Linked DNA regions of Homo sapiens: all the other regions are linked to region 1. The links are chromatin loops, found by intact Hi-C in ENCODE. Cell type or tissue: GM12878. All regions are shown on one strand.

The links. Peaks named below come from ENCODE experiments on the same cell type or tissue, not always from the same donor. Only the 100,000 strongest peaks of a DNase experiment are listed, where the experiment ranks them.
Region 2: a loop joins it to region 1, with 3 times the contacts of the local background. A loop is called at or near these places in 4 of 110 quality-filtered maps.
Region 3: a loop joins it to region 1, with 6 times the contacts of the local background. A loop is called at or near these places in 7 of 110 quality-filtered maps.
Region 4: it touches region 1 in a loop (14-fold over the local background); 10 of 110 quality-filtered maps call a loop at or near these places.
Region 5: it touches region 1 in a loop (2.5-fold over the local background); 2 of 110 quality-filtered maps call a loop at or near these places.
Region 6: a loop joins it to region 1, with 3 times the contacts of the local background. A loop is called at or near these places in 4 of 110 quality-filtered maps.

The regions. Positions count from the first base shown.
Region 1 is chr6:15,898,977-15,903,976 of GRCh38, reverse strand. No RefSeq gene overlaps it. Among named protein-coding and RNA genes, the nearest start is that of LINC02543, 93 kb to the left of the region's middle. RefSeq lists enhancers at 1,558-1,617, 2,118-2,397, 2,578-2,667. In GM12878, no CTCF peak of the experiment used is centred here; DNase peaks (open chromatin) are centred at 2,206 and 2,726; H3K27ac peaks cover 3,180 bases.
Region 2 is chr6:15,949,785-15,954,784 of GRCh38, reverse strand. No RefSeq gene overlaps it. Among named protein-coding and RNA genes, the nearest start is that of LINC02543, 43 kb to the left of the region's middle. In GM12878, no CTCF peak of the experiment used is centred here; a DNase peak (open chromatin) is centred at 2,080.
Region 3 is chr6:15,689,006-15,694,005 of GRCh38, reverse strand. No RefSeq gene overlaps it. Among named protein-coding and RNA genes, the nearest start is that of DTNBP1, 28 kb to the right of the region's middle. In GM12878, a CTCF peak has its summit at 2,560 (motif pointing left); a DNase peak (open chromatin) is centred at 2,655.
Region 4 is chr6:16,181,073-16,186,072 of GRCh38, reverse strand. No RefSeq gene overlaps it. Among named protein-coding and RNA genes, the nearest start is that of MIR4639, 42 kb to the right of the region's middle. In GM12878, CTCF peaks have their summits at 1,777 (motif pointing right) and 2,786 (motif pointing right); DNase peaks (open chromatin) are centred at 1,762, 2,782 and 3,911.
Region 5 is chr6:16,040,382-16,045,381 of GRCh38, reverse strand. No RefSeq gene overlaps it. Among named protein-coding and RNA genes, the nearest start is that of LINC02543, 48 kb to the right of the region's middle. RefSeq lists a silencer at 2,069-2,128. In GM12878, no CTCF peak of the experiment used is centred here; DNase peaks (open chromatin) are centred at 1,458, 2,011 and 3,781; H3K27ac peaks cover 1,842 bases.
Region 6 is chr6:15,959,668-15,964,667 of GRCh38, reverse strand. It overlaps LOC105374949 (a long non-coding RNA gene), which reads left to right. Exons shown (of 4, transcript XR_926532.3): 2 at 731-879; 3 at 3,649-3,732. Among named protein-coding and RNA genes, the nearest start is that of LINC02543, 33 kb to the left of the region's middle. RefSeq lists enhancers at 1,902-1,971, 3,036-3,330. In GM12878, no CTCF peak of the experiment used is centred here; a DNase peak (open chromatin) is centred at 2,107; H3K27ac peaks cover 1,856 bases.

The sequences.
Region 1 (5,000 bases):
TGCCACCACGCCCAGCTAATTTTTGTATTTTTAGTAGAGACATGGTTTCCTCATGTTGGCCAGGCTGGTCTCGAACTCCTGACCTCAAGTGATTTGCCCGCCTTGGCCTCCCAAAGTGCTGGGATTACAGGTGTGAGCCACTGTGCCTGGCCCCAAATCTCATCTTGAACTGTAGTTCACATAATTTCCACATGTCATAGGAGGGACCCTGTGGGAGGTAATTGAATCATGGGGACTGTTACTCCATGCTCTTCTCATGATAGTGAGATCATGAGATCTGATGGTTTTATAAGGGGCTTTCTCCCCACTTTGATCTGCACTTCTCCTCGCTGCCACCATGTGAAGACAGATGTGTTTGCTTCCCCTTCTACCATGATTGTAAGTTTCCTGAGGTCTACCCAGCCCTGTGGAACTGTGAGTCAATTAAACTTTTTTCCTTTATAAATTACCCAGTCTTGGGTATGTCTTTATTAGCAGCGTGAGAATGGACTAATACACCACCCAAGTCAGTTTATTCAACCAAGTATCTGTGAAACTACTATATCCATCAGCTAGGGCTGCTGTAACAAGTTACCACAAACTGTGTGGCTTAAGACAACAGAAATGTATTCTCTAACAGTTCTGGAGGTTAGAAGGCCAGAATCAAGGTGTCATTGGGGTTGGTTCTTTCCGGAGGTTTAGAGAAAGGATCTGCTTCATGTCTTTCTTCTAGCTCCTGGTGGTTGCCAGCAATCCCTGGCATTCCCTGGCTTGTGGCAGCATCACTCCAACCTCTGCCTCTGTCTTCACATGGCCTCCTAACCTGTGTGCATCCTCTGTGTCTGTGTCCACATTTTCCTCTTTTTCTAAGGACACCAATTATTGACTTTAGGGCTCAACCTAATCTAGTATGACTTCATCTTAAACTTAATAAAGATCCTATTTCCAAATAAGGTCACATTCACAGGTTCTGAGTAGAAATGAATACTGGGGAGAGACTATTCAACCCTACGGCAACCTTAAGAAGCCGTTTAACCTCTCTTAGTCTCAGCCTCTTTATCTGTACCACAAAGCATTCTTGTGAGGATGAAATGAGAAATCCAGTGAAAACAGTTCAGCATCAGCTTTGGTAGTCCAAAATGTTAGCTGCTATTGCTGCTAACCTGTCATCATCATCATCTTTCTTCTTCATCTTCATCAGCCACTAGAATTATTATTTTTTGAGACAGAGTCTTGCTCTTTTTGCCCAGGCTGGAGTGCAGTGGCACCATCTTGGCTAACTACAATCTCTGCCTCCCGGGTTCAAGCTATTCTCCTGCCTTAGCCTCCCAAGTAGCTGGGACTACAGGCACCCACCACCATGCCCAGCTAATTTTTGCATTTTTAGTACAGACGGGTTTTCACCATTTTGGCCAGGGTGGTCTTGAACTCCTGACCTCAGGTGATCCGCCCACCTCGGCCTCCCAAAGTTCTGGGATTACAGGCATGAGACACCACACTGGCCAGTCACTGGAATTATAGGAGCTATGAGAGACAAAAGGGACAGCTCACAGTCTCCACTCCCAAGTAGGTTCTGGTTTAGCTGTGGACACTCCACTAACATCCCTTACAGGCTAAAGTGCTGAGTGCTATGGTTAGGACTGCCAAGGAAGAGGAGGCCAGGGTGGATGTCACCTGAGTGGACAGCACAAAAGGCACCCAACACAAGTAAGTTTTTTTTTGTTTTATTTTATTTTAGCCAGGGTCTCGCTCTGCTACCCAGGCTGGAGTGCAGTGGCACAATCATAGCTCACTGCAGCCTCAACTTCCTGGGCTCAAGCAATCCTCCCACTCAGTGTCTTGAGTAGCTACGACTACAGGGGGGTGCCACCATGTCTGGCTAATTTTTTAGTTCTTGGAGAAATGGGGACTCACTAATATGCCCAAGCTGGTCTTAAATTCCTGGGCTCGAGTACATCTCTTGCCTCACCCTCCCAAATTGTTGGGATTACAGGCATGAGCCACCATGCCCAGCTTTGAAAGGATTCTTAGGAGCAACATGGACCCCAACGGAGCTATGACTCACTGCCTTGAAGGGAGTGGTCTCTTCATTTCCATGCCATGAAACGTGCTCAAGGGCACACAGTCATATCACTCCTGAAGCTGAGATGCTTTCACTTCTCCTTGAAGAAGCATATCTCTAACCAAAATAACATTGCCTGTCATTTTGGTGAAACATCTTTGAGGTTTTGAGCTCATGGGAGTCCCAGGGGAGGAGAAACGTCTGACCTTCTTTACTAACCTTAAAGTCTCAGACAAAAATCATAGGTGGAGCTCTTCCCATCTGAATTTGCAATGCCTGTACAAAGTTAGCTGCCACGTGAAAACTATAAAGTGTGTGTTAGAATGTTTCTACTGTTAGAGTAGATAGGCAGATATGAGCAGGGCAGGAGAGGGCACCCCCAGGAGTGTCAGGTGACCATCAGGTGATGATCAGGCGGTTGTTAAACTCTCTCTGAAATGATAATTGGTCACAGCCGGCACCAGGCAAAGACAGGCTCCCAGTAGATAGAAAATACCTGGAGCTGGTGATCAGCAGCTTCTCAATAAGAGTTCAGGGGTTGGACAAGCAGGCCCAAGCATGCACACTAAGAGGCAAAGTGGCAGGTATATGACCTTCACCTGGGAACAGTCGACCGGTAAAGGAAAATTGCCCCTAGAGAGCATGCGCGCAACTGCAGTAAAATAAACTATGCACGCAGTCACCCTCCCAAGTGCTGAGCAACACTGTGCATGTGGTGGTTGAGCAACAGCCCGCCCCAAGGGAAGGATCAAGGGAGGAGAAAAGAAAGCCCCAAAATCATGCCAATGTATAAATCCCCAAGTCAAAGGCTGAATGGGGCGGTTGGCCTCTCAAGTTGCCAGCTTGGCCTTTTTCCATATGTACTTTGCTTCCTTTTGCTTCTGCTCTAAAACATTTTAATAAACTCTCATCCCTGCTCTAAAACTTGCCTCAGTCTTTCCCTTTGCTTTAAACCTGTGTCTGCCCCTCAGCAGAATTTTTTCCTCCAAGGAGACAAGGATCGAGTTTGCTGCAGATTTGTGTGAATTCCACCACTGGTAACACTACCACTGCTGGAAAGCTTGAGATGTTGCGTGCAAGAGACCTAGAGTCAAAAACATCCATTGTTGGCTGGGCTCACGCCTGTAATCACGAGGTCAGGAGTTCAAGACCAGCCTGGCCAAGATGGTGAAACCCCATCTCTACTAAAAATACAAAAAAACTTAGCCAGGCACGGTGGCGGGCGCCTGTAATCCCAGCTACTCAGGAGGCTGAGGCAGAAGAATAGCTTGACCTCGGGAGGCGGAGGTTGCTGTGAGCTGAGATTGCACCACTGCACTCTAGCCTGGGCAGCAGAGCAAGACTCCATCTCCAAAAATAAAAATAAAAATAAAGTACATTGCTAAAAACCATACTTTGGAGCACTCAGTGGCTGTTTAATTGAGAGTGCAATTGGGATTTCCTTTTTTCTAACCTTTCCATGTGGAGAGGACTCTGGAAAAATAGTGACTGCTGGCCTGTGCATGTACACGTCTGAAGTGTACTGCTGAAGTAACTAGCTTTCTTTAATCTGCAGAAGACCTTGCCTTTCATACTGGTATTATAAATAAGATGAATTCTGTTCATCAATAAGTAGGGACTTAAAGACAAAATTGTTCCTTTAATAATAGATCCGCTGGGCAAAAATAATCTGATTGGCTTCTTTGATATGAGATGAAAGATAAATTGATTCATGTAAATGTGTTTCCCTTTGGAGAGTACTCCAGTGCACTGAGTTGGGGCACAACATGATATAATTAATAGTTGTCATAGCAATGGGTTATATTGCTAAAATCCAGATGTGAGTTGGCTATTAGGGTTTCACAACATGTATGGAGGCTGGATTTATAGACCATCCCATAAAACTTCCATACATCCAATGTATCTATACTAAATAGTCTTAGCTTACATTCTTGGTCCTCTAAGCAGAAATCAAATGCCTGATCATATCACTGGAATTTTCTAGAAGTGTTTGGAAATTAAATTCTTCCCACTGAATGGTCAGGTCATGTATCCTGATGTTCTTTTTGAAACTGCAGCTGCTGTAATCCTTTGGTATGGTGAGGAAGATGAGCAGATGAAGAAGAGGGAGAATATCTCTTTCAAAAGCCCCTGGCAAATTTTTGTTTGCTCGGTTTTTTTGTTTGTTTGTTTTGTTTTGTTTTGTTTTTAAGACAGAATCTTGCTCTGTCACCCAGGCTGGAATGCAGTAGTGTGATTTTGGCTCACTGCAGCCTCCACCTCCTAGGTTCAAGAGATTCTCATGCCTCAGCCTCCCAAGTAGCTGGGACCACAGGAATATGCCACCACACCTGGCTAATTTTTGTAATTTTAGTAGAGACGAGGTTTTGCCATGTTGGCCAGGCGGGTCTTGAACTTCTGACCTCAAGTGATCTGCCTGCCTCCATCTCCCAAAGTGGTAGGATTACAGGTGTGAGCCACTGCACCTGGCCGTTTTTTTGAGAAAGGGTCTTACTCTGTGGCCCAGGCTGGAGGCAGTAGTGTGATCAAGGCTCACTACACAGTTGACTTCCTGGGCTCAAGCAATCCTCCCACCTCAGCCTCCCCAGTAGCTGGAATTCAGGCGCATACCACCATGCATGGCTAATTTTTTGACTTTTTGTAGAGATAGGGTCTCTCTATGTTGCCCAGGCTGGTCTCGAACTCCTGGGCTTAAGTGATCCTCCTGCCTCAACTTCCCAAAGTGCTGGGATTATAGGCATGAGCCACTGCACTCAGCCTCCATGGCAAATTTTTTAAAAGATAAAGGATCTTCTCCTGCCCTATCTTCTATATCCTTCTCCTACTTCCTAGTAAAAATAATATAACAATTAATGATGATAAGAGCACTAGTAATAATAAGAGTGATGATGATAGCTAACATTTACAGTTTCAAAGGTGTCAGGCACCATGCTAAATGCTTTACAGATATCTTCTCATT
Region 2 (5,000 bases), 51 kb before region 1:
CAAGACTCTGCTTCAAAAAAAAATTAAAAAATAACATTTTGGATCCCCAAATTGTAAGAGACTTATAAAGACATGTACAAAGTCAGCTGTCTTTTCCTGTGATTTGGTCCTGTATATTGAAGGAAAGGACAGGAGATGACAATCTTTGAGCTTCCCTAATACAAAAATACTCATTTGTGTCTCTCAGTAACTCTTGGGTCAAAAGATTTTAGATGCTCAAATTTAAGTAACTCTCCAGATGGGAGAACATGTCATCTTTGCTTTCACTTCTCTTGGCTCAGATTGCTGCTGATCACCCTCTTCTCTCTGCCTGGCTTCCCATCCTCCAGTGTTGACACAAACCCTGCTTAATTAGAGTAAATTTAGGTTCTCTACCCCCAATTCTACACAATAAACACCCCAACCTATGGTATCATAGATTTTCCTCAGGAACTTTAACTCAGTATCTCTCTAATTAAACCTGTTTGGGCCACATTTTTTTTTTTTCTGGCAGCTCTAAGCTTGATAGATGAAGAGACAGCAGAAGACTAGAAAGTTGTACCCTGTAAGACAATGCTAAAGCAGATGACTTAATTAGAGGAAACCAAATAATTTGCCTCCACTGCTTCATATGGCTATTCATAAGATTGCTTTGTTGGTTCCCAGACCAGAAATAAGCATAGAGACCCAGGTGTGTCATCTGTGTTTTTTCATCCCAGGTGAGCCAGGAATAACCATGTTATTTCTGACAGTCATCAAAAGAGAAATTTGGGTTTTGCTGCAGATAAGAAAATAAGAGGCAACAGCTCACAGTGGAAGTATCCCAGCAGATTAAAAAAAATAATATTACAGCCTTGTCATCCAGACTGGTTCTCAATTTTATCATGCCTGAGAATTACCTAAGACTTGTTAAAATCAATTGCCGGGGACTATCCTCACAGTCTCTGATTCAGTAGGTCCAGGATGGGCCCTGAGAATGTGCATTTCTAACAAGTTGCCAGGTGATGCTGATGCAGCTAGTTCCGAGTCCACACCTTGAGAATCAGTACTCTAAAGCAGTGATTCTCAGCCCTGGCTATATGTTATAATGCCCCGGGGGAGATTTCAGAAAGCATTTCCTGGTTCCCACCCCCAGAGATCCTGACCTAATTGAATGGGGGTTGGGCCTGAGCATCTGGATTCTTAAAAGCTTCCCAGCTGATTTAATATGATACCAGGGTTGAGAGCCACAGTATGTCTAGAAGTTTCCCAGGTATACATGCTCTTCTTCCATTCCCAGCTTGGCAACTCAGGAGGAAGATGATGGATATAAACAAGGCATTATTACAAGCCTTGCTGGATGTAAACAAGTCACGTGAAAGTCAACTGAAAAGTAAAGAAAGAATATCTGCTCTGCTTGGTATTTCCTGCTGGTTAGGGCTGATGACAGCTCCAGCTCACAGTGACCCAGTTTGGAATGCTGGGCTCCTGAGCAAAACATCTCCCCCAGAGTCTTCTTTAATTATAAAATAATCAACTCCATATTCCCTCCTTACTTTAACAGAGGGGCTCATTGTGTGGATTTCTGCCCAGTGAGGGGAGGAAATAGCAAGCTGCTCCCAGGAACAGTGACTCTTTTGGGGCCCTTGAAGGGAAGGCAAGGCACCAGTTGGCCAGGACTCATTTACAGAGGGTCTCTTTATTAGTAGTAGTATGAAAAAAGAAATCCTCTACAAAAGAACAATATTTTCTCAAGTTTTAAGTTACTTGTCCTCAGCATGTGGGTTAAAGTTGAGAAAGTTTAGCCCAATGGTTCTCAACCCTCACTGCAGAATAGAATCGCCAGGGACATTTACAAAAACAGCCTGTCTCCACCAGGGTGACTAGCTAGTCCCAGATTCCTGGAATCTTCTGTGTTTTAGCACCGAAAGTCCTACATCCTGGAAACTTCTCAGTCCTGGGCATATAGGGACAGTTGGTCACCATGCCCTATCCAAAACAATTAAATCACAACCTCTGGGTTGTCAGTCCTGGACATCAGAATGTTCAAAAGGTAGCCATGCTCCCCAGGGGATTGTAATGTGCAGCCGAGGTTGAGAACTAGTGGTTTTTTAATTAAATGAAGTGGTGTGCAGTGCAGTGTTTTGGTGCTTTCTGGAGTTCTGATAACATCTGTATATGTTGGAGGTGTGTGTGTGTGTGTACCGTGGTGCTTTCAAGTGGAGGGGAAATGGGCTTCGCCCAGGTGGATGTGATTTCAGGGTCATTTTCTCAGGACTGTTTAAACAATTGTGACATTTCAAGTCTCACAGAGGCTGTGTCTTTAGCAACCACATTATGATCATTTGAAAATGTTTGACCCTCGTGGAGCGTGGTGCTAACAGGTTCACAGGCGTAACTCACTAAGCACTTCAAAAGTGGTCAGCAGTGGGAGTGGCCAGTAATCTCAGTCCTGTTTGAAGGCAGAGTAGAGGTTACCCTGATACTCACAGTCTTTTATAAGGAAAAACCATTTTCCACTTTCATGCAGATTTAAAAAGTGGTAATAAGCTGTGTTTAAAAAAAAATCTAAACTAAAAACAAATAAAACTACAGAGACAGTCAAGTGGGAAAAAAAAATGTAGCCCACAAGATGGTAGATGGTGCTCTTTCAGGGATAATTGCAGAAATGTTCTCTTACAAACCAATAATTTGATTCCCACTGGAGCAAACCAGGAGGCCTCAGCCAGGACAACTTTTCCTCAATGTAAGAAATGTCTAATTCCTGCAAAAGTAGACTATTTGCCTAATTGGTGTGTGGGCAACTTGTGTAATAGTGTGTTGCATCCTCTTGTCCAGAATAGGCTGGACATACCCCACATCAGCTCCCCTCTGGAAACTCAAGTCAACACGACCATGGGGCAGCAAAAGTGCAGGCAGTCAGCACCTAGACAGGAGAGCTTGGAAAAGAAGACTCTGCCTCCAGGAGTTTAACACACAAATGTCCAAAGAACAGCTGGCCAACCAGAAAGGCCAAGCAAATGAAGGCTTCTGGTGGTTTCTTCCTCTCTGATTAATTACAAAAGTAAGCATTTTTATGGAGGAAAGTGAAAAATGAATTTTAATTGGCGGGGGTGGGGGGCGCTATGCAACTCCCAAGAGCTTAATTTAAAAAAATAGTTGACACCTGCCTCTTATGCTTTGGTATCTCAGTTTGAGATGCTAAAACTTGGCAGGTGTATTAGCCTGTTCTCACACTGCTATCAGGAACTACCTGAGACTTGGTAATTTATGAAGAAAAAATATTTAATTGACTCACAGTTCCACAGGCTTAACAGGAAGCATGACAGGAAGGCCTCAGGTAACTTGCAATCATGGCAGAAGGTGAAAAGGAAGCAAGCACCTTTTTCACGTGGTGGCAGGAGACAGAGCAAAGGGGGAAGTGCCACACACTTTTAAACCATCATATCTCATGAGAATTCACTCACTGTCAGGAGAACAGAAAGGGGGAAATCCATCCTCATGATCCAATCACCTCCTAGTAGGCCCTTCCTCTAATTCAACATGAGATTTGGGCAGTGACACAAATCCAAACCATATCAGGAGGACAGCATGGCATAGTAAAATTAGCAATGAACTTGGACATTGAAGATTGAGAAGGGACTTCCTCAGAAGGTCACGTGACCTCTTTGAGCCTTCATTGTTTCATCTAGAGCAAAGAGGTGTCAACGGGGCTCACTGACCCCATGTTTGTCAAGTTAGGTCCAATCTTGGCAGAAAGGGATGCCACAATCTACCAGCCATGAAACACAGTGTGGTGATTAAGAACACAGACACTAGAGCCAGACCATGTGAGCTAGAGTCCCAGCACACCACTTAATAGCTGTGTGACCGCAGGCACATTGCTTAACCTCTTTATGCCTCAGTTTCCTGATCTGAAAATAGAGACAATAACTCTACCCACCTCATGGTGCTGTTGTGAGGATTAAATGAGAGAATGCCTTGAAACTGCTTACAACAAAGCCTAACATATAGGCATGCCCCATTAGTGTTGTGTTATTATCAATTATAGTTATTTGGCTTATTCAGAATACTACAGAAAAGGAGCTAGATCCTGGAACGTCTTGGAAGCCATGGAAAGGATGATGGAGAGAATCGAAGTTAGTTGTAGGGAGCAAGGTTTTTCCTAGGAGAAACTGTCCAAAAATGTGCCACCCTGAGTACCTCTGTCTTAATCAGTTTTATATTGCTGTGAAGGAATACCTGAGACTGGGGAATTTGTGAAAAAGAGATTGACTTGGTTTACAGTTCTGCGGGCTGTACAAGAAACAGGTGCCAGCATCTGCTCCTGGTGAAGGCCCCAGGCTGCTTTCACTCATCGTGGAAGGTGAACAGGAGCCAGAGCTGGCTTGTGCAGAGATCATATGGTGAGAGAGGAAGCAAGGGAGAGCCAGGGGCTGGGGTAGGCTTTTTTTTTTTTTTTTTTTTTTAATAACCAGCTGCCGAGGGAACTAACAGAGCAAGAACTCACTACCTTGAGAACAGCACCAAGTCATTCATAAGGGATCCACACCTTGACCCAAACACCTCCTGTTAGGCCCCACCTCCAACAATGGGGATCAAATTTCAACATGAGGTTTGGAGGGGAAAAATATTCCAAGTATAGCATCCTCCCAGCAAGTGCATAAAATTCAATATGTGCAAAGCAAATGCATGATCTTTTTTATTCTTTTGGTGTCTGTTCCCACTGATCATCCTACTTGTAATGTACTTAAAACAGTGCATGGAACATAGAAAGCTGTCAGTAAATCAGCTGCTATGGTTGGGGTGGTGGTTGCTTTTAATATTAATATTAATAACTAGGATCATCCCTAGTCTGGCTAAGAAATAACACCCAACAATAAAGAGCAAATTAGATGATATGGGTGAAAGTGCTTTGCAAATAGGAAGCATTTTACAAAGATAAGGTATTATTATCTCCCTGCCTCAGTGAAAGTGATTAATTAGACAAATATTTGTAAAGTACAAACCACATGCTCTATTTTGTGCAGAAGAAATTGACG
Region 3 (5,000 bases), 210 kb after region 1:
TTTTTTTTTTTTTTTTGAGACAGAATCTCGATCTGTGGCCCAGGCTGGAGTGCAGTGGCGCAATCTCGGCTCACTGCAAGCTCCGCCTCCCGGGTTCACGACATTCTCCTGCCTTAGCCTCCTGAGTAGCTGGGACTACAGGCGCCCGCCACCACGCCCGGCTAATTTTTTGTGTTTTTAGTAGAAACGGGGTTTCACCGTGTTAGCCAGGCTGGACTCGGTCTCCTGACCTTGTGATCCGCCCACCTCGGCCTCCCAAAGTGCTGGGATTACAGGCGTGAGCCACGGCGCCCAGCCAGGGATCAGAGTTTTTAAGGATAATTTGGTGGCTAGGGGACCGTGAGTCAGGAGTGCTGATTGTTGGGTTGGAGATGAAATCACAGTGAGTCGAAGCTGTCCTCTTGTGCTGTCTGGCAGTCCCTGGGTGGGGGCCACAAGACCAGATGAGCCAGTGTATCCATCTGGGTGGTGCCAGCTGATATATCCAGCACAGAGTCTGCAAAATAGCTCAAGCACTGATCTTAAATTTTACAATGATGATTTATCCCCAGGAGTAATTCAAGGAGGTTCAGAATCTTCAGAATCTTTTCTTTTCCTTTTTTTTTTTTTTTTTTTTTTTTGAGATGGAGCCTTTCCCTGTCGCCCAGGCTGGAGTGCAGTGGCGCAATCTTGGCTCACTGCAACCTCGGCCTCCTGGGTTTAAGCAATTCTCTGCCTCAGCCTCCCAAGTAGCTGGAATTACAGGCGCGTGCCACCAAGCCTGGCTAATTTTTTTGTATTTTTAGTAGAGACGGGGTTTCACCATCTTGCCCAGGCTGGTCTTGCACTCTTGACCTCGTGATCCACCCACCTCGGCCTCCCAAAGTGCTGGAATTACAGGCGTGAGCCACCGTGCCTGGCCAGTTCAGAATCTTATAGCCTCCAGCTGCATGACTCCTGAACCATAATTTCTAATCTTGTAGCCACAAGATTAGAGGACTAATAGAGGCTAATCTATTAGTCCTCTAAAGGCAGTCTGGTCCCAAGCAGGAAGGGGGTTTGTTTTGGGAAAGGGCTGTTGTCACCTTTGTTTCAAAGTTAAACTATAAACTAAGTTCCTCGCAAAGTTAGTTCAGCCTACACCCAGGAATGAACAAGGACAGCTTGGAGGTTAGAAGCAAGATGGAGTTGGTTACGTCAGATCTCTTTCATTGTCATAATTTTCTCAGTTATAATTTTTGCAAAGGCGGGTTGAGTCCCCCACAACGTGGGGTGGAAATTACAAGGATCCTAGAGTTAGGAAACCTGGGTCCTAATTCCCACTCCATCAGCTCTTGGTTATGTGACCTTGGACACGTCACTTGAACCTTGTGAGTTTCAGTTTTCTCATCTTCAAAACAGAGATCACAAGAGACTTCCTCAAAAAGGCTAAATCCTCATCTGTTAAAAGAGAAACTCAGTAGATTGTTTATAATCTAGACTCAATAAAACAAGAAATAGTACCATGGGTACATCACTTAGAGATCTGGAGGTGACCCCCAAGAAATCCTGAAAATAGAAACTGTTAAAAGTTCCTAAAGGTCGCCTTTAGCTGGAGAACCAGGGGTGGCGTGTGGGAAGGAATAGACTGGGAACGTTCCTTCTCATGACAAGCTCTTTCGTGGTATTTCATGTTTTTAACATCAACTTTGCTTTGAAAAGTTTAAAATCGGGCCGGGCTCGGTGGCTCACGCCTGTAATCTCAACACTTTGGGAGGCCGAGGAGGGCAGATCACGACGTCAGGAAATCGAGACCATCCTGGCTAATGCGGTGAAACCCCATCTCTACTAAAAATACACAAAATTGGCCAGGCGTGGTGGCGGGCGCCTGTAGTCCCAGCTACTGGGGAAGCTGAGGCAACAGAATCGCTTGAACCCGGGAGGCAGAAGTTGCAGTGATCGGAGATCGCGCCAGTGCACTCCAGCCTGGCAACAGAGCAAGACTCCGTCTCAAAAAGAAAAGAAAAGAAAAGTTTAAAATCGTTAAAACAGATTTCTGAAACCCGAGATTGAGTTTTAAAATAAAAATGAAACTGGGAGAAATAGAATACCTCCCTCTCAAGGTTCTGGATGAACTGAGAACATGATGTGTGAGAATGCTAAGACTCCAAAGATGATATCCTGCCTGTGTTTTTAGAGGGAGGGAAAGGAGAATGTCGTCCTGCTGTCCCTGAAGAAACTGACAGGAGAAAGTTCCTCAGGAGTTTTGATGGGTCACTCAACCCTGACGGGGCAGCGTCTGTTTATTCCACGCTTAGTAGCCTACGACGCTGCCGAAGAACTTTATAAATATTTTTTATGCCAATGATGAATTCCAGTTACAGAATTTAAATACAAAGAGGAAAGCTCCTCCTGGGATTCTGATGCAGGGCAGCGTCTCCAGGAAGGGTGCCCCTTCCTCAGTTGCCTCTCAGATACGGTAGACTCTCCCTACCCTCTCCAGTGAGGAGCTCAGCGCCAGGAGCGTCGGAGCTGGCAAGATTGACACGAGCTGCAGCGCCGTCTGGAGGCACGCAGGGAAAATGAAATGAGGTGATGGTTCTGCAGCCTCAGGACCGGACCTCAGGCTGCGGTCTGCCCTCTAGTGGCTGTAGACGTTAGTTACACTTCGAAAATGCTCAAATGGGCCAGTGAAAACTTTTGAGTTAACTGAAAAAGAAACTAGGGAGACAGAGAAATGAGAAATCGTTCAGATGGCACATTGTTGAGACGTCAGCGGAAGATTGGGTTTCTGCTTCTTTGGATTCTCTTCTCTAAGCCAGTGGTTCCCTAGAAATTGGAAAAATAAGGCTAATACACAAAGTAAAAATGCATTTAAGTTCGAGGATTGCCTTTCCTTCTGAGATTTTTGTTCTGCTGAATTTGGGGGGCTTTGTGAAAGTGACGGCAAGTCTCAATTTTCTTTCCATGTCTCATGTCCTCTCCCAAATATTTTGGGAACGTTTACTCATTTGTTACACGCCTACTTCTAGACTCGATAAAACAAGAAATAGTACCATTTATAGTACCAAGAAATAGTATCACTGTTCCCTCCCATCGAGACAGTCTTTCCAATTCAGAAGCAAAGAATTACTTTCAGGTGGAATAGATGTCCAGGATCATTCAGATCCAGGAAAGACAAGGTGTTTCCTCTCCTAGATTTGAGACCTAGGCAGGACCAGTGATCTGTCCACTGTATAATACAGCACTTTGCAGTTGGCAGAAATTCAGTAGGAAATGCTGAAAAGAACAAAGGTCATGGGTGACAGATGGGGCCTAGAGCCCAGATATTCTGTCCTTTTCACCACACCAGGATCCTGAGATTTCTGGAAAGACATGTGCAATCTGCTTAATTGAAAAACTGCCAGGTTTTCCTAACAGGAAGTTGTTGGACTGGGGACAGGTACAGCAGGAATCCAGCAGGGAGAATTGGTGTTTGTCATGCTGAAGGTGAGCCTTGGAAAGTCTCATTAGATATTATCAGAGTGCAATGGGGGATGTGTGGGCAGGTGTTATCTCCTTTGACGGTTTTTCCTACGGGCTGGGATATTAATAAGACTGGGGGATTGGGAGGAGTTACTGGGTGGGGGATACAGAGGAAGGCTTTGTGCTCTGCAGAAAGAAAATTGAGAAATAAAGGTCTATGAGAAATGGGAATGTTCTACACCATGGAACGAGCAAGGGAACAGAGCCTTAAAACTAACTGTGAGGTCAAGTGCCATGTGGCTCCCAGAATAACCAGGGGCTCTGACTGCAGGGAAGCACCGAATACTTCACACTGTTAACAACTTAAAAATGCCAAGCCATGTGCCAAAATGCCCTCCAAACCGTTCTGTAAATTTAGATTTTCATAAATTCTGTATTACAGTTCCAGAAAAACTTCTCAATAATATATTTAATGATGTTTGGTGAGGACATAGAGAAACTGAAACCCTCGTGCATTGTTAGTGGGAATATGAAATGATGCAACCTCTGTGGAAATCACTTTGGCAGTTCCTTAAAAAGTTAAATATAGAATTACCATATGACCCAGCAACTCCACTCCTAGGTATATTCCCAAAAGAACTGAAAAAGAGGTATTCAAACAAAAGCTTGTACACCAGTGCTCACAGCAGCACTATTTACAGTAGCCAAAGATGGAAACAACCCATATGTCCATCAACTGGTAAGTGCTTAAAGAAACTGTGGTATATTCATACAGTGGAATATTACTGAGCCATAAACAAGAATGAAGTACTGATTTGGGCCATGAGGTGGATGAAACTTGAAAACATGCTTAGTAAAAGAAGCCAGACACAAAAGGCCACATATTATATGATTTCACTTACATGACCTATCTAGAATAGGTAAGTCTATAGAGACAAAGATTAGTGGTTGCCAAGGACTGGGAGAAAGGGGAAGGGGAGCAGACTGCTTAATGGGTAAGGGGTTCCCTTTTGGGGCAATGAAGATGTTTTAGAACTAGATGGAGGTGATGGCTATGCAATACCGTGAATTATATACTCTTTATGTTGTTGTTGTTTTGAGGCAGGGTCTCACTCTGTCGTCCAGGATGGAGTGCCATGGTGCAACCTTGGCTCACTGCAGCCTTGACCTTCCAGGTTCAAGCCCCTCTCCTACCTCAGCCTCCCAAGTAACTGGGACTACAGGCCACCACACCCAGCTAATTTGTTTATTTTCTGTAGAGACGGGTTTATATACTCTTAAATTATGAAGTTTATGTTCTGTGAACTTTACCTCAATAAAAAATGTTTAATATTTAAAAATATATTTAATAAATAGTCACTTTAATAACCAGTTACTAAAGAGATAATAAAAAGATACTGCAATCTAAATAATTTTTTTTTTTGAGACGAAGTCTCACTCTGTCACCCAGGCTGGAGTGCAATGGCACAATGTCGGCTTATTGCAATCTCCGCCTCCTGGGTTCAAGTGAGTCTCATGCCTCAGCCTCCTGAGTAGCTGGGATTACAGGTGCCTGCCACCATGCCCAGTTAATTTTT
Region 4 (5,000 bases), 280 kb before region 1:
GAGGCCCAAGCAAGCATGATTAAAATTGCACAGGAAAGCTAGGTGCCATTAACAGGCAACTGCAGGAAGGGGCAGGGTGGGGAGAGATCTTTATTCAGTGGTGACTATAACAGGACAAGAGTCAGGAGACAATGTCCCTGGTCAAACGACACCCTGGATGCCCCGAGATCTCTCATTTAACAATGGATGTTTTGGTTTCCGCACATATAAATAGTATTTTTGACTGCATATTTTTAAGGAGTGTCTGTGATAGCATAAGATGAAAAAACCAAATTCTTTAGAAAAGGGTATACCACAAAACCCATGAATCCAGTGCTTTATGAAGTGCTTAACATTCCCTACAAATGGTTGTAATTAGTTATAATAATCTTGACCACACCAATCACCATCATCATAGAAGACTAAACACTCCATTTGAAACTCTAGAGAAATACCAGGTCTTCATATCACAAAATCTAAAATACGTTTAAAGAGTTTTTATTTCTGCTTCTTCCTATCCTAAAATCTAAACAAATAAACAAACAAAAGTCACATTTCTCAGCCATTTCTGATGGAAACCACTTTACTAGATCTAAGCCTCTCAAATTCACATTTTAGTCCTGGGGCCTCACTTTTGCATTGTAATTTAAATAGATTGTGAGTTGCAGTTTTCTTAATGGAAAACATACAGTCTAGATGGCCCTTTTTAGTAGGAGGATGCATCTTGAAATTGGTACCGGGGCAGTAGATTCTTGGGGGCCCAGCTCTCTCCTCCTTTTCCCCTTCTGACTTCCCCTAGGGGTTGCAAAGTTTGGTCAGACAACCCGCTCTTGGTTTAACTCGTGACTTTCAGTGCTCTTCTTGGCTTATCCATGGTTTAGGAGACATCTCTGAGTATGAGTCTTTGCATAGCACTCTTTTGATTATGGTCCCTATCTAGGTGTAGAACCACCAAGTGGAACTCCAGAGACTCTCACCTTAGCACGATTCCAACTCAGTCCGTGCAATCCTCATCCAATGGAGATCCCAGTGACACTGTCTTTTCCCCCGTTATCGTGGGTGTTACTGAAAGAGGCTTTATGGCAAATATATAATATAACACGTCCACAACTCTTCCATTGCTTTTTTCTTGCCATTCTCATTTCAATTAATTTAAAAGAGATGCCTCAAGCCCACTCATCTGTTGCTTTGGGCTTTTGTTTCTAAAGCACACCAATTCTTTCCATGGAGAACTCTCATTGCTTTCATCCAAGGAGGTCTAAAAGGCCTCCCTTAAATGAAAGAAGGTTGCTGAACCCTGATCTAAATACCCTGGGCCCCAAGGCAGTTAATTATTGGCAGAATGTCTCAGTAAACTTTATTGTCGTTGAGTTTCAAATAAGTAAGTTGGGTGTGGGGCAATTTTCTTGAGCAGAAAGCTGAAATGATCCGAGATCTCTGGAGCCAACTATGCTCCTGGCATTGCTATAAAAGGAGAGAGCTTCTAGCCACAGAAGACTATTCGATACCCTACCACAGTCCCAGACACAAAAGTGGGCAAACCTGGTAAACATGCACACTTTCCCATTGCATGCAGTGAAAGCCACCTGTAGCAAGTTCATTTTGAAATCATTCAATTGGGAAGAAGGCTAGTTCTTGACATCTACTTGTTAATTTTGCTCACAAGCCTCAAATGACACTGGCTGTAGAGCAGTCATTTCATGACTTCACACACAGGGCCCTCCCCTTCCTCATTCTCGGCAGTGGCCCATGGGCACACCATTGTACTCACAGTGGCCTGTTACCTCTCAAGAGGCTGGACCACGAGGTGGCACTGTAATGATTTAGCCCTGTGAGGATCGTTTATTAAGTAGCTGTGGATTTGTGAGATTCCCTACAGACTAGATAACAGTTGGCTGCATTGGCCATGGGCTCTAAAACCCAAGGCAGAAAGAGATCAATTCCAAAACCAGAAAGTCCATTTGATTGTGGGAGGGCTCTTGGTATCCAATGGCTCATAACTAACCTTTTTTCTCCAAGTGTCATGGAATAGAAGGCCACAGAAATCCAGTGTAGACCCAAGGTGGTTTCAGAGTCACTAGCAACCCTAGTCAAAACGGACAACTTTGCAGACACAAAACAGACTGAGATTCTTACTCAGAGGCAAAGTCTAAATATAATTCTCTAAAATAACACATGGAAGAAAAAGAGATCTTTTGTTCATTTTTTTCCTTTTTATTTTTCTCTCAGTCTCCGATGGAAAGTTTTTGATATGTTTTCTAAGTTTTTTTTTCCATAGGGAATGAAATCATGGGAGACATTAACTTTGCATCTTCTGACTCACTCTGGTCTTACCTAAATATATCAAGAATGAGCCAGGATTCTAGGTTCAAGATAAAAAGAATGGTGCGCCAAAATTCTACAGGCATTGAAAGGTTGGATCGCGGCATATTCACTTCTGTTTGTCTCCCAAACCTTTCTCCCCTAGAAAGCAAGATGGCGGCATTGATGGCTGCCTCTCTGGAGCAGGTGTTGAATGTGCATCTTCGAAATCTAGTTGCTGGTACAGGAAGTGGCAGTTTTAGCTCAAGGAAGGGATATTCTTGAAACAACCTGTTTTCCCAGCTGTTCTTTCCCATTCCTTGACTTACTCTATGTTTGGGAGTTTAAAAAGTGCCTCTTTTATGAAGATCATTTACTTCTCCCAAGGATCCAGTATTATGTAAGTTTGGTGTGGTAATGGAAAAATCATAAAATGCCTGAGAATTTACAGCGCCACTTTAGTAACATTTTTTCTTGTTTTTGCAGTACAGTTTAATGACCTCTAGGTGGTGGTAAAGGTTTCAATCAGTTTTCATGAATGGCATGAACAGCTAGTCCTCAAATTGCTCTGTAGGATTTTAAAGAGTTAATTAACAAGACGAACAAGGTTGACTAATTTTCTTGTGGCTTCAGTATTACCTTTTGTTCCTGATGCTCAGTATATGGCTTGTATATAACAAGGAGCTCTAAAAGCCAAGCATGAGATTGAAAGCATGGCTTAGGAAATGCTTATTTTAGTTTAGATCGCTCTTGAAGTTTAGCTGGGTGCCTGTAATCCCAGCACTTTGGGAAGCCGAAGCGTGGGGATCACTTGAAGTCAGGAGTTAGAGACCAGCCTGGCCAACATGGTGAAACCCCGTCTCTACTAAAAAATGCAAAAATTAGCCTGGTGTGGTGGCGCATGCCTGTAATCCCAGCTACTAGGTAGGCTGAGGCAGGAGAATTGTTTGAGCCCCAGGAGGCAGAGGTTGCACTGAGCCGAGATGGCGCCATTGCACTCTAGCCTAGGGGACAAGAGCAAGACTTCGTCTCAAAAAAAAGAAAAAAAAAAAGAAGAAAAAGCTTAAGGGCAGCACACTTCAAAGGAGATTCAAACATCTCTGGAGTTTTAATTTGTTTACGGTGAACAAAAAATAATTTCCTGTTTTAATGGAAAAGTATTTGGTCATGAACTCCCATTAACCAGGCATCAGTTTGATGACTAAAGGAAACAAACATATGGATTAGATTTCCTACAGAACAGTTTTTTTTTTTTTTTTTTTTTTTTTTTTAATTTAAGAGGAAAAACATGCCTGGGAAGAATCTCTTGGGCTCAAAAAATAAGTTTTGCAAAAAGACGGGTGACAGTAGTGGTTCACAATCACTTGTGTTCCAATTTGTTCATAAGCTTTGACTTAGAAAAGGAGTGGACATAAGAAATCTTGTCTTTTTGGAGGTCAGCCTCTTCTACAACGTCAATTCCCAGATCCAAGCCCTAGAGACATTGTGAAGATCTACAGATTATTTTTCACATTCACCTCCCTTCTTCGGTGGGTTGAGTAACAAGACTCTGAATAACACTTCAGTAAGTCCCAGACTATCTGCTGCAGGGGGCCTGCCCCAGGAATGCCCCACATTTTGACTGACAGGTTTAGCCTGCTATTTTGTTTGGTTGACTTACTTAGGCCACAGCAGTATGTACAGTAATGTGCCACAAAACAGTGACTCAGTGAATGATGGACCATGTTTGTAGCAGTAGTCCCATTGTTAGTGAACAGATTCGTTCTGCCTGCATGCTAGGAGCCAATGTGGCCATGGTGAGAGGTGAAGCCAGCTGGACTTCCTGGGTCCAGTGGAAACTTGGAGAACTTTTCTGTCTTGCAAGAGGATTGTAAAACGCACCAATCAACACCCTGTACCTAGGATTGTAAAAAGAACCAATCAGCACTCTGTAACTAGCAAGGGCATTGTAAAATGCACCAATCAGTGCTGTGTAAAAAGCACCAATCAACGCTCTGTAAAACGCACCAATCAGCAAGAGTCTAAAAGTAGCCAATCGCGGGGAGGATTAAAAAAGGGCACTCTGATAGGACATAAGTGGAACATGGGAGGGGACAAATAAGGTAATTAAAGCTGGCCACCCCCCAGCCAACAGGGATAACTTGCTCAGCTCCCTTTCTGCAGCTGCGGTAGCTTTGTTTTTTCACTCTTCACAATAAATCTTGCTCCTGCTCACTCTTTGGGTCTCTGCCACCTTTTCATAGAGCTGTAACACTTACTGTGAAGGTCCGCGGCTTTTTGAAGTTAGAGAAAGCACGAACCCGCCGGCAGTTACACAACCGGTTTTTGCTAAAGAAAAAAGATGTTATTCATGAGACTGCTGTGCGGAGATGGAAAAACAAAATTAAACTCTACTAACCTAAAATGGGCTTGAGAGTGCTTATGGGGAGAGTAAGTAGTCTGAAATGTGGGGAAAGGTGATGCAATCAGGATTTCTACCCAAGCGAAGTCAGGGTGCATGGTTTATCATAGAAACTGAAAGGTGACAGCATGCTCGCAGTCCTGAGCCCTCGCTTGCTCTTGGCGCCTCCTCGGCCTGGGCGCCCACTTTGGCCGCGCTTGAGCCCTTAAGCCCACCACTGCACTGTGGGTGTCCCTTACCCTGGGATGGCTGAGGCTGGAGCCGGCTCCCTCAGCCTGCAGGGAAGTGTGGCGGGAACCGGGGCTTCCGCGGCGTTTGC
Region 5 (5,000 bases), 140 kb before region 1:
GACAACTAACTCATCTCCAGATGTGTGAGCGGGCCAAGCCGAGATGAGAAAAATCCTGCAACTGAACCCAATCTAAATCACTAATCTACAGAGTGTTGAGAGCTAAATACATGTTTATTGTTTTAAGCCACTGAGTTTTGGGGTAGTTGGATTCTCAGCATCATTGTGTCAGTAAATAACTTATACAAAATGACATGTAAGAAGTGCTTAAAAATTGTTTATATGGCAGCCCTTTGGTGATTCAACTTTATTTTTTATTTAAATAACAGAGACAGTTCCCTGTTTATCCACTCTTCCCTTCCTTTGTAGCTTACTCTTTAAAGTGTCCAATCGAGGCACACTGTTACATTTAATATGCTTATTTGTCAGTATAACATATCTCAAATTGCTTCTCTCCTGTTTCTTGTCTCTTTAATGGCAAAAAAATTTTAGTCACATTTAGTCTATTGGCTGTTAGCATTTTATTTGGATCTCAGAGGGGATATAAGAGAAATAGGAGACAGAACCTTCCTTTAATAACACAAATCCAAAGGATAACAGCTAATTTCAGTGCTATGTGGTATATGTAGAAGTGTTAAGAGGCAACCAGGGAATTCAATGAGTTAAAGTCAAGTAGGTTCAGTTGGTGATATTTTAAACACAGTATTAAGACTTTCCTATGGAAAAAATAGAATGACAGAATAAATGACCAACCTATGTCATTATGTCTGGGCTGTGAAATGGGAATGTGACAAATGAATGCTCCATCTTGACACTGTTTTTCAATTCCTACTTTGGCAAATAGTTCCATAGCCACTGGATGCCACTCATGATGCAGACAGTGGTGTTAGAGATGAGTTCACTATGACATATTTAGTGTCTTGAGAGGATGGCATGGAGGCCAAAGCAACTCCATCTTAGATTTCTAATCTGGCATGTTGGCTTCTCATTAACTCCAGTTCTGGGAAAGCCTCTAAAATTTCCAGTTTATCTACTGTTCCTTCTGAGAGCAGGTACTTACCATAAATCTTGCCCTTAGGTCCAACAACGTTGCTGTTATCATACTTCAATTGTCCTACACATCCCTTCTGAATCACTCCTCCCCTATGGTGCATAAGCCCTTGGTCTGTGGGATAATGGCACAGGACCCACCATCTTGTTTTCCCACCACCCGAGACACAGACATGGCTTCTGTTCCTAAGTCCCTACTAAATGTTTCTTTCTGAGAAACTGGATATGTCAGCCTCTTTCTTTGGCCTCTTGGCTCCCTGGGAGGCCAAATTATTAAATTATACACAATTTACTGGGCTGAATGGTGCTGCCCCTGAAGCACTGAATTTCAATGGCTCTGAAAGTGAAGATAAGGCCTTGGCCCTCTCCCATTCAGCTGTTGATTAAGAGCTGGTTCTAGTTTCTGGTGTGACCTTTAACAGTAAGTCATGAATTACAATTCCCTAGTGAATGTATTCTCAAGGCATCCTGCCAACTATTATTTCTGAACAGAGCATGTTCACAGACAACAAGCAAAATCATTACGCCAAGACTAATGCCAACTGGCTCAGTGGTCATTTGAAGAAAGGGCAGATCAAGAATTCCTTGTTTCCCCAGCAGCCCTCTTTGCCTCTTGTGTTGTGACACATGCACTTTGTTTCTTCTCATTCATCTCCATTACAGCCTCAACAGCCCAAATTTACATTCTGAAAAAAAATACAGAAGGTCTATGCTTCTGGCCCGATGTATGAGGAAGACAGGCAGCTTCCTAGCTGGAGTAAACTTAAGGGTTGACTGCCTCCCCTAATCAGCACTTGGGTTTTAGAGATGCAAGAAGTATTGGTTCTAGAAGAAGCCTTAAAATAATCTCTTCTGAATATTTTCAGATGACTGTTGCTCAGAATCAGACAAAATCATAGGTGGATATGAAAATGAATAAAACAGAGAGAACCAGAGCAGCTCTGGCTGAAAAGCAGGGTGGTGGGTGGTAGGTGCTTGTGGAGAAGAGTTCCTTGTGTCTGCAGGGAGCAGAGTTAGAAAATCAGTCATCTTACCAAGGTCCATTTTTAGAGATTCAGAGAAGTGAAAGTACTGATCTGCAAACAGACAGGTCAACAGAAACTCGAACTCACACATCCCGACTTTCAGTGTAGTGCTCTTTCCAGATTTTCAAATAACTGGTGGGAAATACGGGTAAATGTGCATTATCAATGGAGGCATTTGAAGAGACAGACAAACTCTTTTAGAATGCAGTAGCACTATAATGGAATCTGAGTAATTTGCATACTATTTTATAAGAAAATGTTAAAACTTCTCTTTTTTTAGTATGTTAATAATGAAAGTTTTTTTAATGCAAGTTAGAAATTAAAATAAAAATTTTAAATATTTCCTTGTTCCAATCCCAAGCTCCTCCCTAGAGGTCACTGCCAGTAGTTTGAGTCACCCATTTATCTACGAACACATACCCACACCTACATCTAGATATACGATTATGTTGTTTGTTGCTAATTACAAAAGTGTATAATGTATATATTGTCCTGGAACTGTAAAAAATAAAGAAAGTGACATCCTTGCATAGGAGTACACTCTTTACTCATTTTTTAGCTGCTTGCATGTGCGGTGTGAATGTATTTTATTTCATTTTTTATTATTATTATTTTTTGAGATGGAGTCTCACTCTGTCACCCAGGCTGGAGTGCAGTGGTGCGGTCTCAGCTCACTGCAACCTCTGCCTCCCAGGTTCATGCAATCCTCCCACCTCAGCCTCCCAAGTAGCTGGGATTACAGGTGTGTGCTACCATGTCCAGCTAAATTTTGTATTTTTAGTAGAGACGGAGGTCTCACCACGTTGGCCAGGCTGGTCTCAAACTCCTGACCTTGAGTGATCTGCCCACAACGGCCTCCCAAAATGCTGAGATTACAGGCACGAACCACCGCGCCTCGCCTGTGAATGTATTTTAATGTGTTTATCCACTCCTCTGTTGGCCAATGTTGAAATGGTTCTCAATGACTTCATTATTACAAGGCTACAATCAAGATTTTTGAACACGCATATTCATCCACTTTTGCAAATATTTATCCCATAAAGATCCTTGGAAGATTTGCTGAGTAAAAAAGACATTTATTTATATTTTTGACAAATGTTGCTGTGTTGCTCTACAGAGAAGTGAGACCAGTTAATGCTCCCACTCAGCACTGTTTGCCAACATTAACACTAAATATTAATCTTTTCCAGCCTCGTCAGTCTGATAAGCAGAGACCTCGCACATCTTTAATTCATCAGATTAAGCTTCTTTTCAAGCATTTTTTTGTATCTATGTATCTATGTAAATACTTTCTTCCATTCCCAAATAGGATATTAAAATTTACATGTTATTTTAAAGACAACTAATATACAGCTAAACTAACTGAAATAATATATACAAGAAGTTTATGGGGTCTAACCTACAGATGGGAAAACCTTAAATAAGTTTTTAACTTCCTTTACCCTATTAGGAACATCAGGACTTCTAGAATTGATACTGGCCCTGTGTATCAAGTACATTTTTCCCCTCATAAAACTTGTTTACTTTTCCAGAGAGCATATCATGCTATTGTGTCTAGGAAATCAGTGAGTAACTAGGTTATCCATCTTACCATTACTTCAAAATATTACTTCAAAATGCTGGATGCAGATGGTGATTAGATGGTTGAGGAAAAAAAAGAAGATTTTTTAAGCTTAAGTAAGAAAGCCAGGGGATTCCAGAGGATTGAAGTTGCTGCTGGATAGATGAGGTTTCACTGTGCTGCTGACAGAAAAGCTGTAGAAGATCTGAAGTAAACAAGATGACTTCAAGACAATGAAGACTAATGAAGTAGAATGTCAGAAACCCACTGTGAAGGAAACTGAAATTAACACAGCCCTTCCCACACATTTCTTTGAGAAAAGAGAAGAAAAACTTCCTTACAAATCATTTTGAGGATTTATGAAAAATTTACAAATAGAGGTTCAAGAAATGGACTTCCTTCAGTCGTCTGAAGGTTTGAATCTTGTGCGCTTTTTAATCATTTGTGGTTTTCTCTTAGTCTTTATTTTTGTCTTCATATAAATTAGGTTGCCTGCCTTTTGCTTATTGAGTGCGAGGAACTTCTCACAGGGTCTTAATGCTTAATAACCCTTTGATTATGTATGTTGCAAGTATTTTCTCCAGGTCTGCTGTTTGTCATGTAATTTTGTTTATGGAATCTTTTCTCGTACAGAGGTTTTAAATTATGAAGTCAAGTGTGCCAATCTTTTCCTTCATAGGGATGCTCATATTTCTAATATTCTTTCACTATCAATCTTGAATCCCTATCAGCTAGACTAACTGCAACAGCGACACTTTTCATTAAAAATAAATCATTGTAAATTTAAAATGCAAATTTACACTCATTGCTGATGCCTTTGACAAAAATATCAATCATTATGGAGGAAAATAAAATTCTTCTCTTAAACTGTATACAGATCAGGGAAGACTTTGGAAGGCCCAGATAAATAACGGGTATTTCAGTGGTGGCAATGAGAGGTGACAACGTGCTAGCAGCCCTCGCTCCCTCTCGGAACCTCTTCAGGCCACGGCATCCACTCTGGCCACGCTTGAGGAGCCCTTCAGCCCACCGCTGCACTGTGGGAGCCCCTCTCTGGGTTGGCCCAGGTGGGAGCTGACTCCCTCTGCTTGCGGGGGAGGTGTGGAGGGAGAGACGCAGGTGGGAACCAGGGCTGCGCGTGGGCTTGCGGGCCAGCGCGAGCTCTGGGTGGGCGTGGGCTTGGCAGGACCCGCACTCAGAGCAGGCAGCCGCAGTGAGGGGCTTACCACCCAGGCCAGCAGCTGCAGAGGGGGCACCAGGTCCCCCAGCACTGCCGGCCCACCTGTGCTATGCTGGAATTCTCGCTGGACCTCAGCTGCGCCCCCATGGGCTCTTGCGAGGCCAGAGCCTCCCCAACGGGTGCTGCCCCCTGCTCCGCGGCACCCGGTCCCATCGACTGCCCAAGGGCTAAGGACTGTGGGCGC
Region 6 (5,000 bases), 61 kb before region 1:
AAAGTAAATAAGCGACTTGATAAGCAAGAAGGTAATTGTAGCCTAAAACGATAGCCATGGAAGCTAGAATCATGGGATGTTTGGTTCCCCTACAGAAATTAAGATAATATCTTAACACATGTTTCCAGAGTTGCTTTTCAGAAACTTGACCCCCACCAGAGGGATCTGCCCACCATAGACCTCAGATAAGGGGGACCTAGGGACTGAACTTTGAGCCCCATTCTTTGTTCTAAATTTCTTCCTGAGGGGCCTGGAGAAAGTCACACCCACGAGCTAGAATCAACATTCTTTTCTGCTGACCCTAAATTTTTAAATAAAGCTTTTGCAAATCAGAAAATCCTTGAATCTACCTATGACTTATAGCCACTCCCCAAAATATCCCACCCCTTTAGTACAAAACCAAGGAATAAGTGCCATGTATTGATTTATAATTGTGCCTGTAACTTCTGCTTTCCTGAAATGTGCCCCTAACCTACAAGCCATCAGGGAGGTCAGGATTTAAGCATTGGCTGCATAGTCCTCCTTGCTTGGTGCCCGATAAATAAACACCTTTCTTTCTCCTGATGCAAAACTTGGTGTGGATATCTGGTCTTACCGCACTTGGCAAACAGACCCTAGTTTAGTTCTAAAACAAAAAAAAAAGGGACTCACATTTATATTTTATAGATGAAAGACTGAGGAAGAGAAAATAATCAGTTGTTTTTAAATTTGATTTCACATGTAATTTCAGACCCGCTTAACTGCTGCCTGAAACGTATTCAAAGAGATGAAAGTACAGAAGAGTTCTAGCCTAAAGCCCAACAGCAACCGTGGAGAGTCCAGGAACCAACTCATCAGCCCTGTCAGAGCTCATCAAAGATGAGATGTCTTCCAATTGTGGTGAGGTTCATGATTGTCTTGAAAACCAAAACACAGCCGAAAACAAAGACCACAGAGAAAAGTATGGCAGCTGAGCAAGCTGTGAACTGTTCCTGTTCAGAAACCTCCTGCAGGTTAACCAGAGTTGGAGCCTAATTCCATCACTTATAAAAGTGGAGCTGCTTCAGACCTTTCCGAGGAGCAGGAAGTGTAATGGCCAGGTCAAAAATCCCAGTTCTAAAACTGCCCAGACCTTGGGCAAAGAAATTACTTAATATCTCAGAACCTAGTTCTCTCATCTATAAGATGAAATTATTAATGTAACAATATGTATTCTTATAGGATTGCTGTAAGAATTAAATAGTGGTACAATATGCTAAATGTTTGCTATTATGTATATACCATGTGCTAGATATGCAGTTGCTGTTCCCGCCATGTACAAGATAAAGCACCTCTGAATTAGAGATGTTTGTATCTGTTGCATCTTTAATCCATCTCATAGACATGTCTACCACCTGGACACACACTTGCCTTGTCCAGTACAATTAACTCAAGCACTGTGGATCAAGACTGTTGCATGGTATTAGGTTAAATCTAGAAGTAAATGGAGGCTTATCACCAATGGGTGTCGGAATTCTCATATTCCTCAGGTTAAGAATAAAAATGTAGCACAGCTCCAGAAGACTTAACCTCATTCCAGATATGAATCCATGCCATGTGACAAGGTCAGAGCAATACGGTTTCACATAGGTAAATATAAATACCAATTAAAACAAGTAAATAAAGAAAGAGGAGAAAATACCCTTTGTTCTTATTGTTTTCCGTTTTGTGTTTTAGTTCAAAAATTTTCGAGGGTCTTCTGACTCTGGTGACTTAGGGTAGAAGGGACAATTCAGAGAGCTCCAAGAGGACATAGAAGAGCCTTGTCCCCTTGGGAGGCAATGGCTACCAAAATACTTAGTAACTAACTCGGTGCTTTTAGGGGGAAATTTGGGATTATGTCTGAAGAAAGCAGCAGAGGAGATCTACATTAAATAGGATGCTGGCGCTGAAATTTGGAGACTCTCCTTCAGTTCTTAAGGTTTAGAATTACCCAATAGGGCTTTCCTTCTCTCCTAACTAAAAAGACTCATTTCACAGCCTGATTTTTGAAATTCTTTCACATTTAATCACCTAGGAGTCAGGGCCTCTACAGCAGATCAGAACATTTGCAGGATGTTAATGACCATTTCCTGTTCATTTTTTGACTCTGCAGTGAAGGCTTTTGTTTCTGTAGCTTTTCCTGCCGTTGGCAGCCCTTACACACACACATACACACACACACACACACACACACACACACACTCACTCTCTCTCTCTCTTTCTCAGGGGTTAAAGTCAGCCTCTACTCTTTGTTGAGGGAAAGAATACATCTCTCTCTCTCTCTCTCTCTCTGTCATTCTCTTTTTAGAGGTTTTGGCCAATTCTGCTCTTCACCTCCATACTCCCTACAGACTGCTCCAAGCCACCCCCAGGAGATGCAGTGTTTGTGAAGTCAAACTACTGGGTAGGCCCGCCTTACCAGGGCAAATTATATCCTGTAGACACACACATGTTTGCATACACATACACAGTTTTGTCCAAATTATTTTTTTTAATTGCATAAAGGGCAGTCTCAAAGGGAAAAATGATCACAGAAGGGCAGCAGGTAGCCAGAAGGGTATGTCTGTCCTGTTACATGGCCTTGGTGGTGTGGTGCCCCACTGTTGAGAAGGAAGGGGAATTCCTACATTAGACTTACTTTTGACTCTAAAGCAAGAGAAGTGTGAATGTATAAGCCTTGAGACAATGAGCCCACACCCTCTTAGATTTTAGCACAGACAAAAGAAGGGAAACAATGAATTTCATTCAGAACAACAATGGATCTGATCCAATAGCTTGAGAAGGGGACATTTCAGAAGAGCAGGAGCTCATGGGACCTACCAAGGACAGACAGGACACTTTAGCTCTCATCAGAGTCACAGGGAGCAAGAGGGGAGTAGCCCACTGCTGGGTGCATACAGCACAACGCTAGCGAATAATGGAGAGAAAGCAGGATTACTCTATCTATTCACTTTCTATTTTCTCTACCAAGGGAAATAAACTTAAAGTAGAAAGGATAAGATGAACATTATTAAGAAAAAATAGGTCACAAGATAGTAGGAGGATTTCAGCCTTAAAGACTTCAAATTGACAGCTTTGTGGGGCCTTTTAGCTCAGCTGGAACTACATTTCCCAGAATCCCCTACCCTGCATGGTTCCCGGCAAGGGCCCAGCAAAGATACATTTGCACCACAGTTGGAAGCCAAAAGGGAAGTGGCAGCCTTGTTCTTTCCCCGCTCTGAAGGTGGGAGGAGGATCACCAGGGCATCTGAGGCATGCCGCTAGTCTGCTGGCTCATGTTGTGGGCCTGCAGAAGCAGCCAGATGATCCACTCCTTCAGCTCTCAGACCCAGGCAGCACATGTTTAGGTCCTTGAGCCAAAGGGGCCAGACTTGGAGACAACACAAGGCAGAAGATGGCTCCAGTCTGTCCTCACTTCCCTGCTCTGCATCTGCCTTGCCACCCTGACCCGCTGCCCTGCAGAATTCAGACTCCAACACCAGATGTAAGACAAGCGTCCGCAAGTGCCTGAAGTCAAATCCCTAGAATGAATTCTTGATTCCACCTAGTATTTGTGTTTCAGTTTGAATCCCAATGGATATAGATTATAACCCAAGGAACTAGAGAAGTTGCAATTGTAATGATGAACTTCTTTTGATTTTATTTCAGAAATCAGCTCAGCACAGAAGAGATGAGCGTGTGTACTACTTTCCAAAAGAGGAAGTGGATTCAGAAAACTACTTATTTTGATGGGTCAGTGAGAAAACAACAAAAACAACAACTCTGTAAACTACTTAGAGGTTTATTCTGAGTGAATATGAGTGACCATGGCATGGAGAACAGTATCAACAGGTTCTGAGAAAGTATGCCTGAAGTGGTCAGGTTACAGTTTGGTTTTTATGTTTTAGGGATACAGGAACTGTAAGTAAAATCATAAATAAGTGCATTAAAAATGTACATTGGTTCAGCCTAAAGAGCCTGGATGTTTTGAAGGTGAAGTGAGGCTGACAGGTTGTAAGTGGATTCAAAGATTTTCTGATTGTCACTTGGTTAAGAGTTAAGCTTTGTAAAGCCTTGAAGTCAGTAAAAAAGAATGCTTGAGTTCTAAGGGTAGCTGTGGAGACCAAGGTTCTTGTTACGTAGGTGAAGCCTCCGGGTAACTGCTTTCAGAGAGAATAGGTGGTAAATGTCTCCTTTTGGACCCTTAAAGGGGTCAGAGTCTTAATCTCCTCTAGACCTGGGAAAGGCTGAACCGTATTAAGCGAGATTCTCTGCAGTTCTCTGCAGTTCCCCCCAAAAGATGGCTTCACAGTGCCATTTCAAAATATGTCAAAGAAATATATTTGGTAGTAAAATATTTTTATTTCCTTCAGTCTGCCATGTGATGCTACACCAGAGTCAGGCTGGAATTTGGAATTTTATTGCCACGAAGAGTCTGTTGTGTCAGTCTTATGATGTCTGTTTTAATGTTAATGCTGGTCAGTGCTGCCTGAACTCCTAAAGGGAGGGAGTACGATGAGGTGTGTCCAACCTCCTTTTCCATCATGGCCAGGAATTTGGTTTTCAGACTTCTCTGGGATCCCCTTGGCCCATAGGGGGATTCATAATTGGTTAGGGGGCTTAGGATTTTATTTTTGTTTTACAGATTTTAGTCCCCCCAAATTCTCAAATAGAATTTAAACCTATGGATTATGAACAATCAAAGGAAAAAATGAACATGGTGATAACTAGACACAAACATGGATTTATTACAGATAAATTTTGTCTAACTCATTTGATTTGGGGTAAGAGTGTTAAGTTAGTATATCAGAAGAATTAGATAGTTATTACTATAACCATAATACTCACAAGGAATTTAACAAAAATTTTCTCACATTCTTCTTAAATATAGACTAGATTCTAGTTAAGTAAAATGTACAGCATGGGCTGGGCATGGTGGCTCATGCCTGTAATCCCAGCACTTTGGGAAGCCAAGGCAGGTGGATCACAAGGTCAGGAGTTCAAGACCAGCCTGGCCAACA